Linked DNA regions of Mus musculus: region 2 is linked to region 1. Evidence: chromatin loops called from intact Hi-C (ENCODE). Cell type or tissue: left cerebral cortex. All regions are shown on one strand.

The links. A loop is a pair of places that touch in the nucleus more often than their neighbours do. Peaks named below come from ENCODE experiments on the same cell type or tissue, not always from the same donor. Only the 100,000 strongest peaks of a DNase experiment are listed, where the experiment ranks them.
Region 2: a loop joins it to region 1, with 9 times the contacts of the local background. A loop is called at or near these places in 1 of 42 quality-filtered maps.

The regions. Positions count from the first base shown.
Region 1 is chr5:128,949,671-128,957,670 of GRCm38, reverse strand. It overlaps Rimbp2 (RIMS binding protein 2), which reads left to right and starts at 4,611. Exons shown (of 21, transcript NM_001378900.1): 1 at 4,611-4,704. In left cerebral cortex, CTCF peaks have their summits at 3,115 (motif pointing right) and 4,142; DNase peaks (open chromatin) are centred at 4,702, 4,978, 5,244, 6,013 and 2 more places; H3K4me3 peaks cover 3,758 bases; H3K27ac peaks cover 2,347 bases.
Region 2 is chr5:128,842,525-128,850,524 of GRCm38, reverse strand. It overlaps Rimbp2 (RIMS binding protein 2), which reads left to right. Exons shown (of 21, transcript NM_001378900.1): 2 at 4,854-4,941. Among named protein-coding and RNA genes, the nearest start is that of Gm34057, 28 kb to the right of the region's middle. In left cerebral cortex, a CTCF peak has its summit at 6,345 (motif pointing left); DNase peaks (open chromatin) are centred at 3,653, 3,861, 5,317, 7,371 and 1 more place; H3K27ac peaks cover 4,195 bases.

The DNA.
Region 1 (8,000 bases):
ATGACATCCTCCGTGCGTGCTATTCCAGGATGGGACAAACTCTTGGTGGTGTGTTATTGATCATAGTCTGTGGCAGTCCAGTGACCCAGGAGTGAATGGTCTGGGACTAGCATGGACTGGTGGTTGCTTTTGTCTTAACTTTCAGACTTGGCAGTTCCTCCTGATGGGCTGGCCCTGCCTTCATCCATCCTGGAGTAGGGTGGCCTCATTGATTGCCTTGTCTCAAGAGATGTGGCCACAAAGCCTTGAGTCTAGCAACCATTTCTAGTATTTTATGCATATGCTTCCTTCCTTCCTCCCTCCCTCCTTTCTTTTCCTTTCCTTTCCTTTCCTCGCCTCGCCTCGCCTCTCCTCTCCTCTCCTCTCTTTCCCTTCCTTCCTTCCTTCCTCCTCCCTCCTTTCTTTTCCTTTCCTTTCCTTGCCTTGCCTCGCCTCTCTCCTCTCCTCTCCTCTCCTCTCCTCTCCTCTCCTCTCCTCTCCTCTCCTCTCCTTTCTTTCCCTTCCTTCCTTCCTTCCTTCCTTCCTTCCTTCCTTCCTTCCTTCCTTCCTTCCTTCCTTCCTTCCTTCCTTCCTTCCTCCCTCCCTTCCTTCCTTCCTTCCTCTCTGCTCCTCTCCTCTCCTCTCCTCTCCTCTCCTCTCCTCTTCTTCCTTCCTTCTTTCTTTCTTTCTTTCTTTCTTTCTTTCTTTCTTTCTTTCCTCCTTTCTTTCTTGTGAGTTTAGAAAATGACACTAAGAAATAGTGTGCCCTGAGCTTCACACTGCACCACATATCAGGCTTCATCCTGTCCCTTGGGAATTCCCAGGATGGCATCAAGGACAGCAGCTCCACCTCAATTTCCATCTCGTTTTTTGACCACCGTGAGAGACGCCATCAGGGACAGACAGAGATACTGAGCCTTGAACTCGGAGCCTAGTGGATGTGTGGGAATTCTTTGAAAATGATCTCCTCTCTGCTAGGGAAGTAGGGGGTCAAAAGCCACTGGATTTTAATATCTTCCTTACTTAGAAAGGTTTTATTATTTAATTTGACTTGATTTGATTTATGTGTGTTGTGCCTTCATGTATGTCTGTGCACCATGTGTGTGCAGTGCCCACCAGAAAAGGGCGTTGGGTCCCCTGGAACTGGAGTTGCAGAGGGTTGTGAGCCCCATGTGAGAGCTGGGAATTGAACTTGGGTCCAATGGAAAAGCAGTCAGTGTGTTCACCGTTGAGCCATCTCTCCAGTCCTGAATTTTTGTTTTCTGTGGTGAGGGATGGAGCCCGGGGTGCCCTGCTACTGAGCTGCAGCCCCATCCATATAGCGATTGTATCTGGCCCTGTAGCCCAGGCTATGGCCTTGAACTTACAGCAATCCTCCTGCCTCAGTTTCCCAGAGTGTTGGGACTTCAGATATGCACTTTGTTCTGGCTCAGAATGAGCCCTTTAAAGCAGCAGTGCATTTATTTTCTTCTGTCAGATATTTTTGTCCCCCACAAAAGCCCCATGAAATTGGGGTGATATTTCAAACAGATGGTGATTCTGGAGATGCAAGGCAGGTTGACCTGTTCCAGGCCACATGGAAAGTCAGGATCAACCCTGGTCCAGTGTGACCAACCCCCAGATTAAATGACACACTTTGGCTGTTGTAAAAGTGTGTAGTTTAGTGGTCTGTGAAATGTCCATGGTGTGTGCAGCCATTTCTCCGCTGGTCTCATGATCTATAGCCCCAGGATAAACCTCATGCGCATTCAACAATGACTTTCAATCTTTATTATCACCAATCTGCCTTTTATTTCTGTAGAATCATTTATCCTAGGCATTTCATTAAAAAGTACTCAGCAAAATATTTTTAAACATTTCTATAGCATAGTGGAAATTAGTCCTTCATGCTTTTTCATGGCTGAATACTATTCTATTGAATGGACATACCCCATTCTGTAGGTTAATCATTGGTTTCTGAAAACAGAGCTGTTTTCCCCAGTGGATACTATGACAGTACTGATTTGAGGAAGAGCATGTCAGTGGGTGAGTAGGTTCTGGATCTTTCCACGGCCTTAGGATATTGGCAGTTGCCAAGACCTAACGGCTCTGGGGCCCAGGGCGTGGCAGGCATTTTACTCCCTGCCTCCAGACTTCAGTTCGGACTGTGTTTAGGGAACATATGCTTGAATGAAGCCTCCCTTCCTAAGGGCAAGTTCAGAGGCATATTCAGAATGTAGAATGAGTCCTCATTTAAAACCTTTTTGCAGGGCAGTGGTGGCGCATGCCTTTAATCCCAGCACTTGGGAGGCAGAAGCAGGCAGATTTTCTGAGTTCAAGGCAAGCCTGGTCTACAGAGTGAGTTCCAGGACAGCCAGGGCTACACAGAGAAACCCTGTCTCAAAAAACAAAACAAAACAAACAAACAAACAAAAACAAAAAACCCAAACAAACAAACAAAACCAACCCCTTTTCAAGGGCTGGAGAGATGGCTCAACGGTTAAGAGCACTGGCTGCTTGCTTTGTCCTGAGTTCAATTCTCAACAACCACGTGGTGGCTCACAACCATCTGTAATGGGATCCGATGTCTTCTTCTGGTGAACTCATATAAATGAAATAACTAAATTAAAAAATTTTTTTTCAAAAGATTTTTAGAATTTATTGTATGTGCGTGTGCGTGCAGTTACCCACTGAAGTCCCCAGAGTGGTGTTTTAGGCATCTGTGAGCTGCCTGATGTGGGTTCTGAAAATTTTGATAAACACATTTTGGTGGGTAGGGACTACATCATCTTGTGGGACAGGGGCATCAACCCCTTGCTTGGCCTTTTAGTTTTAGTTGTTGTGGTTCATTCAGGATCCACAAGTGAACCCGCAGTGGCAGAGGGGTGCATGGGTTCACCACAGGGCCTTTAGAGTTTTAAGATTTACTTTTTTTTTTTCGAGACAGGGTTTCTCTGTGTAGCCCTGACTGTCCTGGAACTCACTCTGTAGACCAGGCTGGCCTGGAACTCAGAAATCCACCTGCCTCTGCCTCCCAAGTGCTGGAATTAAAGGCGCGCGCCATCACTGCCCGGCTTAAGATTTACTTATTTTTTATTTTATGTATGTGGGTATATTGCCTGCATGTGTCTGTGCACCATGTACATGCAGTACCTGTAGAGGCCAGAAGAGGGCATCAGATTTCCTGGAACTAGAGTTACAGATGGTTGTGAGTGTGAGTGCTAAGAGCCAAACCCGTTTTCTGTAGAGCATCATGTGCTCTTAACCCCTGACACCAGGGTTTTATTTAATTACTTTTAAATATTTATTTATTTTATGTATGTGAGTACACTGTAGCTATACAGATGGTTGTGAGCCTTCATGGGATTAGGACCTCTGCTTGCTCCAATCAACCCTGTCCACTCGCTCCGGTCAGCCCTGCTCTGGCCCAAAGACTTATTTATTATTATTATATATAGGTACACTGTAGCTGTCTTTAGACGTACCTGAAGAGGGCATCAGATCTCATTACAGATGGTTGTGAGCCACCATGTGCTTGCTGGGATTTGAACTCAGGACCTTGGGAAGAGCAGTCATTGCTCTTACCTGCTGAGCCATCTCTCCAGCCCCAACACCAGGGTTTTAAAACCACAGAGTGAGTCCTTTTATCAGAGAGGCCACGGACTGCTCTGAGACGAGACCCGTTGTTTGGCAGGACGAACCTGCAGGTGATGTACACAAGCTTTTTTTGTTTGTGTCTTTCTTTAGTCTTTCTCTACAGAGCCCACAGGGCCCCATGCAGCCTTAATCAGTATGCTAAGGTGTTCCTTCAGAGAAGCAGAGCTGTTTAGCATCTTTATAGAGTTAACTGTGAGATGCTGACCCCCAGGGGAGTGTGTGTTTGTGTGTGTCCATTTCCTGGTATTATTCTCTCTTGCTCCTGTGTTGCTAGGTAGCTGGTCCATCTGGCAGTTGCCAAGTTGAGAATAGTAAGGGTTCATGGGGGTGATGGGCAGTTGGGTGGGGAGGGAGACTGGACAAGAATGAAGGACCCAGGCAGCTGGGAGCTCTGCACAACCACCTCATTCTGCATCCTTAGCATTGCCTGGTGGACAGCGGCCCTGATGTCTGCTTCCATCTGGCTGCAGGACTCTGGACCACCTGCGGGGGCAGCCCCAGCCATGGGCCGCCAGGGGAGCTCTTTAGACCTCAGCCCTGCCTGCATCAAGGGCCCCAGCTCCGCCTCCATTCCTGCCCTGCTTTTGACCACCGCTTCGTGAGAGACACCGGCAGGGAAGGGACAGAGCCATCTTGGGATGCGTGTGTGCATGCGCGTTTGTGTGCGCACGTGTGTGTGTGTGTGTGTGTGTGGGTGTGTGTGTGTGTGTGTGTTAAAACACTGCCGTTTCCAAGCTTTGGCTACTGCTCTCTGGCTGGTGACTCTTGCTCATGCCTCTCTCTCTCTCTCTCTCTCTCTCTCTCTCTCTCTCTCTCTCTCTCTTTCTCTCCCTCCCTGCAAAAATTAAATGGATAATTTCTAGCTGATACCAAGCGGTGCCCACACACCCGTGTCCTTCAGTGTTGATTGGATCTCTCTCTCTCTCTCTCTCTCTCTCTCTCTCTCTCTCTCTCTCTCTCTCTCCTCTCCACTCTCCTCCCCTCCCTCTGGCCCCAGTTTGTAATCTGACACAGTGCACTGCAGTGGCTGTCTCTGTCTCTCTCTTGGAGCCTTGGAGCCCGGGAGGCTGGGCACCGAGAACATCCAAGGTAGGCTGCGATTTGAGATTTTATTTTTTTTTCTCTCCTAAAAATAGCCTCTGTTCCATTCACCTTTCCTCAGTGGCACCGGTGACAGGGGCTTAGCAGGGAACTCTTTGCCCGGGTGAAGTTTGCATCAGGAGGGTGCCCTTCGGCTTTGGGTGGGCAGTGGTGGCTGACCAGGACGGAGGCTGCCGCGGGTGACGCTTGGTGCGGAATGCCACCGTGCTCCTGTCGGCGTGTGGCTTGCCACCAATGGATCCTTGTCAGAGTGAAGGGAAGGGCTGCTGCCTTCTCTCACCCGTACTGTGTCAGCGATGGCGATGACGGTGGCGCTGTGGCTCTCCGGGTCTTCTCGGACCCTCAGCCTCCCAGAAAAGCCCCTCTGGGCAAAGTTTGGCACCATGCTGCTAGGCAGAGCCTTTCCAGAGGGCAGAAGCTGGGTCTTGGTTTCAAACAGAGCGCTTGGGGCCTGGGGAGGACTTCGTAGAAAACGGCGCAGGGGGGGGAGGGGAGGGCTCAAAGCATCCCAGTCGGCCCCGCCATCCGCTGCCCACGCGGACTGAAATGTGCAATGTGAATTTGTCAAGTGGTGTCCCAGAGAGTGGCTGTAATGGTTCGTTTGTGGAGTCAGATGTTCTCGGCACAGTATATGTACGTGGTGTGTGTGTGTGTGTGTGTGTGTGTGTGTGTGTGTGTGTGTGTGTGTGTGTGTGTGTGTGTTTGCTCGCGCGCGCGCACCGGGGCCTTTGACTAGTGCAGACTTTCCCTTCCACCTGGAAAGGCAATGTTTGCAGGTTTCCCGGATGACCTGCCTGGACAGCGCCAGAGGAAGGCAATGACTGGGTGGGACTTCCGAGGGAGCAGTTTCTGACCCCAGGGAGAGCGAACTGGCTGTTCCCTGAGCTAACTGCGAGCTGATGGGGAGGAAAGGAAGAGAAAAGAGAGAGTGGAGGAAGGGAGAGAGGGACAGAGGAAAGGAAGAAAGAAAGGAGGGAAAGGAGAGAGGGAAGGAGGGAGGGGGAGGAGGGAGGAGGAGGAAGGGGAGGAAGTAGTAAGTACATTTCCAGCTTTCTGGGTGCAGGGAGGCAGGTCCGCTATGGGTTGGAAGTGAACTTGAAGCTCCCCTCTGTAAGTCTCTGTGTGTTCTAGATCCTGAGAGTGTTGGTGGCCGAGGAGTGGGGTGGGTGTGGGGGGTAGATGGGAAGGTCCTGCCTCAGGACAGACCCTTCTGAAGGACCCTGAAGATGTGGGCCGGCAGACAGCTCATGTCAGGGAGAGGGTAATGTCACAGATAGAGCTGCCAAGTAGGGAGAGCGTGGTGCTGGATGTGGGAGAGTGTGGAAGAGGAGGCGGTACCCAGGGCCTCTGTGGCAGGCTGTGGTGAGATTTCTTCTCTGTCCACTTTGGAGCTTGGAGGCAAGAACTGGGGGTATCTCAAATGAGCCCAGATGTGGAATGTGACTAGCCTAGGACCTCTGAAAACTGCCTCATGCCCCCATTTCTCCCAGTCTTGCTGGAGTCCTCCAACCCCAAACTGGCTTCTTTCTCAATGGCTGCTGCCACCCCCACCCCCCCACCCCCCCCACCCCCCCACCCCCCTCCCAACATGTGTGGTTCTGTTGCGTGGATTCTGAGGCCAGGACTTCCAAGGTATAGACAGGGTGGCTCTTTAGGGGCAGGGGACTTAGGACCAAATGATTGCCAAATAGTTCTGTACCCAGGGCACAAAACTCAACCCTTCCAGTAATCCAAGATGGTGGGGGCAGCTGATCCTTTGCCCTCTGCCCTCTCTATTAGCATGAGGGAAGATTGGGGGATGAAAGCTACCAGGTGCTTCCCCAGTGGGCAATGGCCGTCCTGGGCTCACAAGCCTGTCTATGAAGACACACTAGGCTTCCTGACAGGTGCCTGCAGGGACTGTATCACTCCATGGATCAGGGATGTGATTCAGGGAGGGGCCGAGCATCTATTTTTCTAAGAGTTCCCAGAGGTGGTGGTGCTTCTTCTTGGGACCCCATGTGAGCACTCCCTGGATCAGTGGGCAAACCCTCCAGCACGCTAAGCGTCCCTGGAGCATGTTCTCCATGCTCTCTTCGTCTTTGGTGGGCTCACCAACGGAGCATGATTTCAAGTCTCCCAGAAGGCGTCTAGACTTGTGAGTACCACTCAGGACACAGAGACTCAGAGGAAAGTGATCCCAAAATGCCTTCGTGCCCAGGCAGCTTCCAGTGCTGTCAAGGTGAGTTGGGGGGAGGGGGTCAAATGCATGGGCAGTTTGACCTGAGAGTTTCCTGTTTGAGGGGTTGCCAATCATCTCCAGAGTGCTACCCCAAACCCCTGCATCCCCGATCCTATTTCCAGGGTGCTACTACTGTGCATCCCTCAGACTTGTCTTGAAACAATTGATAGCCTTCCGTTTTGTGCCCTGCCTTCTCATTCGCCTTCACCTAGGCGGAGAGCGGTGTCATTTCCTTGTGATATAGGAGAGGCCTTGGGAAACACCTGCCACTCTTATATGCAGCTCCTCTCTCTCCCTCCCCTTCCTCTCCCTCTCTTTCTCTCTCTCTCTTATCCTACCTCACACTTCTTTTTTTAAACTGTCTCCATCTCATCCAAATCCTTGCTCATATTCGATTTGTGACCTTGGTTAGGGGTCTGTATAAAATACTGTGATGGTTTGTATATGCTCGGCTCAGAGAGTGGCACTATTAGAAGGTGTGGCCTCGTTCCAGTAGGTGTGGCCTTGTTGGAATAGGTGTGTCACTGAGAGTGTGGGCTTTAAGACCCTCACCCTAGCTGTCTGGAAGTGAGTCTTCCACTAGCAGCCTTCAGATGAAGATGTAGAACTCTCAGCTCTTCTGCACCATGCCTGCCTGGACGCTGCCATGCTTCTGCCTTGATGATAGTGGACTGAACCTCTGAACCTGTAAACCAGCCCCAATTAAATGTTGTCCTTGGAAGACTTGCCTTGGTCATGGTGTCTGTTCACAGTAATAAAACCCTAACTGAGACAAATACCCAGTGTGCTTTGCCTTTAGATTTGGATGGTTATGAGCCAGTGTGCTCCAGCCCCCTGCTGGGTTCTGCTTCCTTGAGTGACTCTGGGCACACCGTTATGGTGGGCTGCCCTGGCCACTGCTGTGTGATAGTCTGCAATGTCTGTTACAGTTTTGGACCCTCTCTCCAGGAAGGGTACCTGGGAGTCTGCAGAGCCCTGGCCTACAGTAGCGTCTGCATGACTCCAGGTGAACACTGCTCCGCGCTGTGTCTCAGAGTGGTCATTGGGTGTGTGCATCCCATGT
Region 2 (8,000 bases), 110 kb after region 1:
CCATGAGTTTGGATGTATGTTCATCTTTGATTTCATGGAAGTGAAGGTTCTCCCTGAGATTAGCTTAGCTCCCATTCCCAAGCTGTGCCTGCCTGCAAGCCTCTAGCTTGGAGTAACTGTGTAGCCTTCTAGAATCTTCTAGTTAGACATTTCTGGGCTTGCAACCCAGGAGCATGTAGTTTGGCAATAATGGGTCAATCAGGGTGGGTAGGGTTGGAGTTAGAGACCCATAGTGCTTGGTTCAAACCCTGACTGATGCTTACACGATGAAGAGACTTCTTACTCTGGTTGTTAGTTAACCCCCTGTACCTTTGTTTCTGGATAAGGGAAGTGAGGTGCCACCTTGCAGTGCTGATGTAGCAAAGATTTGGGGAGCTGGGGAGATTTTAGGAGGAGAAGGAGAAAGTAGCCAGCTCAGAGCAGTTGTTACACAAAGTAAGTCCTGTGTTCCTGGCTTTCAGGGCCTCCCTGAAGGTCAACAATACAATCTCTCCACCTTTGATATCTATAGCATCCCTCCTTTGTTCTCTATCCAGCGTTAGACATGTATGAGAAGTGTCTCTTGGGTCTATAAAGTGTTGCAAGGAGCCTGGCATTTGGCTTGCCCATGGAAGCATTCTGTGCTGGGCCTTAGACAGAGGCACCACTGCTGGGCTGTGTGTTTGCCTTGCTGCTGGGGTGCCCGAGTGCTGCGTGCAAGCTGTCCAAGGGAGGAAGAACACAGTCTATAACAGGGGTCCTCAGTCCGTGTTTTCTCTGGTGGGAAATGAGTTCTGGGATGGTTGCCATGGCTCCCAGGCTCCTGTATACCCAGGCACTGTTGGGAACATGGGTCCATGGTCTGGGCTTTTCCCTCAGGACATCTAAGTACCAGGCAGGAAGGGGAAGGCAGAGCTTGGGACAGGGACGGGACCTGGTTTGGTTCTGAGTGAGTGCCAAGAGTATGGAGGGGCTGAAAGAGAGGAGGCCTCTTCCGGGAGATTTAGGCATGGCTCTTAAAGATGGAGTGCTCCTCCCCTGCAACCACCCCACCCCGAGATCCTTGATGAAAGAGATGGTCCTTGCTTGTCCAAACTGCTTTATTTGATGGCAAATGTGAATGCATACACCTTACTCAGGGTGAACCAGGGATTAAATACCCTTTTTAGGAACGGATGCCCAGGAAGGGAAGCTCATTGACTAAACACTCGGGACCTATGTAGATACCTCATTAGCACAGAGAACTCCAGGTTTTTATGCTACCTGACTGATTGCCATGGTCCTCTCAGTGGGGCGTCATGGTTACATGTTCCAGATCAGGTAGTTTGGCAGGGAGCTGGTTCCATTGGTGTTGTTCTCAAATCTGAGGTTTCTGGAGGTCTGAGCCTGCTCAACCTTACCAGTTCTGTCTGGTTGCACGGTCCTCTTGCCCCACACACCATGAGATCTTTCATGAGTTCCTGTTCCTCGTCCTGACTCTGAGGGCCTTCCTTGCTTTCTTCTCTCACTCCACATGTATCTGAGGAAGGCTACCTGTGACCTCCCACATGACCAGCTGCATTTCTGCCCCTGTCCTAGCTCACCCTCATGAGGCTGGGACAGGGGCTGTGTCTAGAACACGTGTGTGTCAGGCACCCACTGTGACCAGAGTCTAGAGGAGGCAGAACCCACGAGTTTTCCAGGAAACTTGCTTCCCCTGTCTTGCCTCAGTTTCTCTGCTGTCTGTGTTATCCTTGAGGATGGGAGATAATCTAAGCCTGTTTTTCTCCACCCCTGACATCTTCTTGGCATGCTTATGCTCTTTGGAAACTGGGAAAACTGCTTACCTCTCCATGCTGTGCTAAGAGGAGAGCTCAGTCAGGGAACCCTAGACTGGGTGTGCTAAATAACTGATATGTCAATGGCTGAAGCCCAAGATCAAGGAGCTGGTTTGTTCTATCCTATTGAGGTTCCCTTCATGCTTGCAGGTGGATGTGTCTTTACATGGCAGTGTGTAGAGTGTGTGTGTGTGTGGGGTGCAAACTGAAGAAAGAAGGGAAGAGAGGGAGAGGGGGAGGGAGAGAGCGAAAGGGAGGGGGAGAAGGGGAGAGGAAGAGGGAGAGGTATTTGCATTATTATAATTGATTGCATGATTGTAAGGCTATCTTAGTGATCTCTCAAGAGCCCTGTCTATACTTATTGCCATATTGTCACATTGAGGCTCCTGGGTCTACATTTGGAGAGAATACAGTTCACCCCGCAGGAAGTGCCCACGGTCACATCAGGCTCAGGTGCTCACCCCAGCACCCTTTATCCTTTCTCCCTGCAGCTCCTGCCCAGTAGCTGTCTGTAACACCCCCCCCCCCCCACACACACACACACTCATCAGTATTTGGATTCTGTCTCTGTCTGACATCTCTAATAAAGTGCCCCACTTTCAAGTCAAATCCAACCAGTAGACGTGTCTATTCTGGGAACAAATATGCTATGCATGTTTTTATTTGAGTCACTAGACCATATATCAAAAGATGAGTAACCCAAGAGAGAAACCGTGGTCACAGCTGCTGAAGGCACAGCATCTCGGGTGACGTCGGGCACCCTTCTCCCTCAGTGGCTCCTACACTTGGGGCTGTGCTGCAACTGATCGAAGTGAACACACACCATTCACCACCACTCTAGAATGTTCTTGCATGTGGACCAAGCGTCCTACATGTCCCTTGAGGGCATCTGAGATTCAGGCGATTGAGCAGGTCTTGGCTCACACCTTCATCTTAATTGGAATTCCACCCCCCCCCCCCCATAATTCTCTTAACACATCAGAAAAACATCAAATCAGGCTTTTTCCTCCTGGGCATATCAATGATTACTGAAGGTTTGATAAAGCCATTCTGCTTTTGCTTGGAGCTTTCAGGATTGGATTCCCAGAGGTCTCAAGTCTAGTCCTGAGACCTTCTGACCACTTACCTGCAGCTGCACCTCATAGCTGTGTGCCCATCTGCATGGCATACATAGATGGTAATTTCCCATCTGTAGTGTAGACCTTGGGGCTCCCCATACGTGTCTCATGTGGGGGTGCTCCCTTACACACCCTCAGCCTGCTTATCCTGAACCTGCTCCTCTGTTGGCCTTTGAACTTGAAAGATCAAAGACTCTGACTACATGTGTCACTGGAGAGTTTTAACCTTCTGAGGGCTAGGGAAATGGCTCAGTGGGTAAAGGACCTGCTGAGCAAGTATGGAGACCCCGGGTTCGATTCCTAGAACCTGCATTAAAAAAAAAAAGATGCTAGATACGTGTTCTGAAGAGGTAGAGATGGGAGGGGGAGGAGTCTTTAGGCTTGCTGACTAGCCCAGCCCATTTGCAGTCTCCAGTCCAGTGAGAGACCGTACCTCAGAAAACAAACTGATAATTATCGATGTGTGATAGCTCAAGTCATCCTCCTGCTTCTACCTGTATGCACACATATGTGAAAAAACACACGACTGAATTAGCTATCCGAGGCAGCAACGGAATCTGTGTAAGCCAGATTGCCTGATTTTTTTTTTTTTTTTTTTTTTTTTGCAATGCTATTCCAGGTCAGAAGAGACTCAGGGGGAGGAGGGACCCTGTTCCCCGAATCACTCCTCGGCATAGTCGTGACAGAGAGTGAGTCACAATCTCTCCAACTCCAGGCTGGGGGCGTATGTAGCTGAGCTTAATTACCGAGCCCTCAGCTGTGGTCAGCAGCCGGTGGCACCCACCTCCACAGGGGTCTATTCTGACATGCAGCAGAGCCACATGAACATGGGTGACAGGGGTGTCCAGGAATGTCGACCTCTCCTTGAGGAAACCCTGCCTCAGATATCAAACCCCTAGGCCTCCCTACCACTTCTTTCTGTGCATCCTCAGCTTGGCCGTCACTCCGTGCTGCTTGGTAGAGATGGGTTTGTCGTGTTGCGGCTACAAGCCTACACATTCTAGAAGCCTTCTGGTCCCAAGCACACACAGCCCCTATATACAGTAGTCTTGGCTCAGTTTCATTAGGGTGGTGACTTCCCTGAGTTTTCTCTAGTGTCACCCATGATGGCTTTTAGGGTACATCGTGCTGTCCAAGAGTTTAGTAGGATAATGGGGAGGACTTGCTGAGCTGCCTCCAGGCGCTACAATGGACGCACATCAGGATCACATGTGTGTTGTGCTGCCGCAGGGAATGCCAGAGCCCGTACAGCTTAAACAGCAGCATTGGAGACACGGTCACAGTGCCCCTTCTTTTCATGTTTCCCCGGGCTTCTTTGAGGGTAAGCAATGTGCTTCAGCCATGGAGCCTGCTCCGGCTTAACCTGGCTTTCTTCCTCATTCATTCCTAACTGTCACCCATGTTCTTCAACAACACCGCTCAGCCTTTTCTTGGTTGGTCTTTGTTTCATCACCTCTTTCTGTGGCTGACCCTTGCCGTGGAGACTAAGTGGCCCTCTAAGTACCAGTTTGTGATTGGGCTGATTTGGAGACAAGGCCGTAGGAGGAAGAGGAGGGGGCATGCCTTTTTCTTTGCCTGGTGCTGTCTTGGGGAACAGCATTTCCTGCCTTGAATTAGACAGTCGCAGCCATTGGACCCAGTCAAATGGAATTTAATAAGAAAAACAAGTTGGGCTTTTCTACAGCTGCTAGAAGACTAGGTGGCAGAGCCTTACCCCCTCTGTACCCAAAGCAGTTCCATGGTCAGGTGACATCATGGTACAGGTGTCCAGTCCCATTCTGCCACTGGGGTATGTGTGGCTTAGGTAGAAGAAAGACAACGGGGGGTTCCGTCTGGCTGAGGGTGCCAGGTTAGCTCCCAGCCTAGAGCTGGTCTCTAAGCCAGAACTTCATCCCCCAGTCTCTACCTTGTCTCACCACAACCTTTCCTTCGTTTCCAGGATGATGAACTAAAGGCCGCTGTGCAGAGAGAGCATCACCTGAAGCCCCTGGAAAGGCCTTCCCTTGAGGGCCCGGCAGCATGACCAGGTAATAACACCACTGCCACCCCACCTTGGGATTCCTCCCAAGGGCCGGGGAGGAGCCGCAGGGCAGGAAGGGCTTATGGAATGGACAAACTCTCCCCAGCCAAATTAGCCTGAAACCTTGGTCTGCCGAAGCATCCACCACAGTCTCTCAAACATGAACCTCCATGTAGACATCTACCAGACGCCGTGCTGGGAGCCCACACCACAGCAGCACCCCGACGTCTGCCTGCTTCTGCATCCTCTGCTCCTCGCCTAGGGTGGGGATGCTGGCCCGGACCCAGCTCCACACCTGGCCTCCAGAGCTGCTGGAACTCATGCCAGGCTACTGCCTTTGCTCACTGAGATGCCAAACGCTTTGTTAATTAGCCCGGCTCCCTCCCCGCTTGTCATCCTGCCACAATCCCCAGAGCAGATGGAGTGATCTTGGTTTCTTCAGTGAGCTCCCGCCTGTGCCACCCATGAATACATGGAGTTCTGGTGACCTTGTGTGACCTTGGTGTCTACCACTCCTCCTCATTCACCAAGCTTTAGACACCTCAACGTTTTTTGCAACTTGGAACTTCAATCTGGTCTCAGCTCCAAATAGTTTCTGGGCTGAGAAGGTCCTTTCCCCAAAGCCCCAGGCACTGATGCTGCAAAGTGTTTCCCCCAAAACTGCCTGTCACCACCAGCCTGAAAACTCTCCTATGGGACCTTGTCTCACCTGGGTTCTATGTCCTTCAATCTGTCAGTCCTTTCGCCCTTTGACATAGCCTCTCTGCTCTGCCTGTCTGTCTCCTCTGGCCCACTCTTTGTGGTCACCTCCATTGCTAAGGCTCCAGTATGTGGAGTGCAAAGATTTCTGCAGTATTAGTTACTTAAGCCGTGGATTAGTGCTTTTGGGTTTTAGTTTTTTAGAGTCAGTGTTTTACTGTGTATATCAGATGCTTCTAGAACTCACTATATTTCCCTGCTTTAACCAGGTCCAGAGTGACAGGCTTGCACAAGGGCAGCCATTAAAAAGTCTTTGTTTTTCTTTTCAGTTTGGGGAAGCCTAGGTCCTGCTAGATAAGAGCTGTACCATGGAGCCACACCCCCAGGAGCCACACCCCTTGTCCCAACTGGTGGCTTTGAGCTGCCGATTTCGAAACTTTCCCTGACTGTATTAGACAGAATAGTGAAGCCCTGTTTGACACCTGTGTTCCATCCTTTCCACTTAGTATCTTTTTAAAATGTGGTTTTTGGACTAAGGCTATAGGTCTGTGATAGAGCATTTGTCTTGTATGTAAAAGGCCCTCAGAACCACACACAAAAAAGTTTGAGACCAGAGTGACAGCTCAGTGATTTAAGAGTGTGAACTGAGAAAGGACCTGATTGGGTTCCCAGCACTGATGTCTGTGGCTCACAGTCTGTAACCTGTCGCCCCCTTCTGGTCGTGGTGGGCATTACACTCACATATACACATAAACTCATAATTAAAAATAATATCTTTAAAATGGTGGGGGGGTCCCCCCTCAAGATATTGTAGTGTCCCTAAGAGTAGGGATCCCTGAACATAGCTGGTGGCAATTGGGCAGCCAGTGGGAAAAGTAGGCTGGGGGTCCCTCCAGAATTTAGCTATGACTATGTATCATCCAGCAGTCTCACTTGGGGGGTGGGGTGGTCTATGCTCTTTTAATGGCTGCTGTGGTAAAATACTCTGTCCAAAACAACTACAGAGAGAGGGTTTATTTTATAGTCTACGGTTGCAGGGAGAGTCACCCGGGCAGGAGCAGCTGGTTACATTGTATCCACAGCAAAGCAGCAGAGAATAAGAGCTGAGGTGGGGGGGGGGGGAGTGGGGGGTGGGGGGGGGGCTCTCGTGGGTGGGCTCTCTTTCTCCATTTCACACGGTCCAGGATCTGCCTAGGGAATAGGAAGAGCTCCAGCTGTAAACGAGATGGGGCTTCCTACATCAGATTATCCTCTACAGGTTTGGGCAGAGGCCCGTCTCTCAGGTGATTCCCGATTCTGTCAGGTTGACAGTTAACATGATCACAGGGTGTGTAGCCAAACTAATCAAAATCAGGGCCTCAGACCTGTGTTTGTGGGCCCAGGGGATACGTTTACAGTGGCCTCAAAGCTGGAAGGAACCCACAGGACCCCCCCCCCCCATATGAATAGACCCACACACAGAACTCACAGGCAACCCATGTTGGTTTTTTCCTAAAGACCAGAAACATCTGCTCCTGCTGCCTTCTCTGTGTATCCTTTTAAACAGGCTTTGGGGTACTGAGTGAGCGTACCTCCCCCTCTGCTCTGCAGGGGGTGGGGGGGGCGGGGGTGTCAGAGGAACCTGGTGACTCACAGGGTACAGATGGTAACAGTGCACTGGCAGGGTTGTGCCCAGACCTTTCTCACTCCTGTACCAGCCTGACTGGGGTTCTGTTTTCTGTTCATCCACAAACGAGAGACCATTCCAACTCGAGCTACAGCAGGAGTGGACCTTGGGGACATCATGGCAAGCCAGCCACCACTGGATGGATACTGAACAGTCAAGCTTTTTACTTGTTTGCTTATTTGCAGACTGGGGGGTGGAGCCAAGGACCTTGTGAATGTCTACCACTGAGCCACACCCCAGCCCTCTTTTTACTGTTCCTCTTGAGACAGGTTCTCAGGTTGCCAAAGGTGGCCTCCTCCTTGTTCTCTCTCCAGGCAGCCTTTGAGCCATCAATCCCCTTACTAAGTTTCTTGAATAGCTGCGATCATAGGCCAGGCTTTGGTTGTATTTAAATGAGGTCACTGGAGAAGTCAGCTCTGAGACAGGAAATGCAGTGGTGGGTGTCTGAGGCCAAGGGAGAAGAGGTTGGGAGTCATTGTTTAAGGGGACAGAGTTCTGGACGTGAGTGACAGCCACGGGGATGGGGGGCAGTGGGGTGGGGTGAAGCAAGCTTGCTCAGTATCATTAGACTTGAAAATAGTTGAGATGATGTCGTGGATATTTTAATCACGTTTTGAAAATGAATGTGCTTCTCAGCTACTGCCCTTTACCCTGCTCCTGTCAGCCTCTGTTCTTCAAAGCAGCTCTGGGGAAAGACTCTG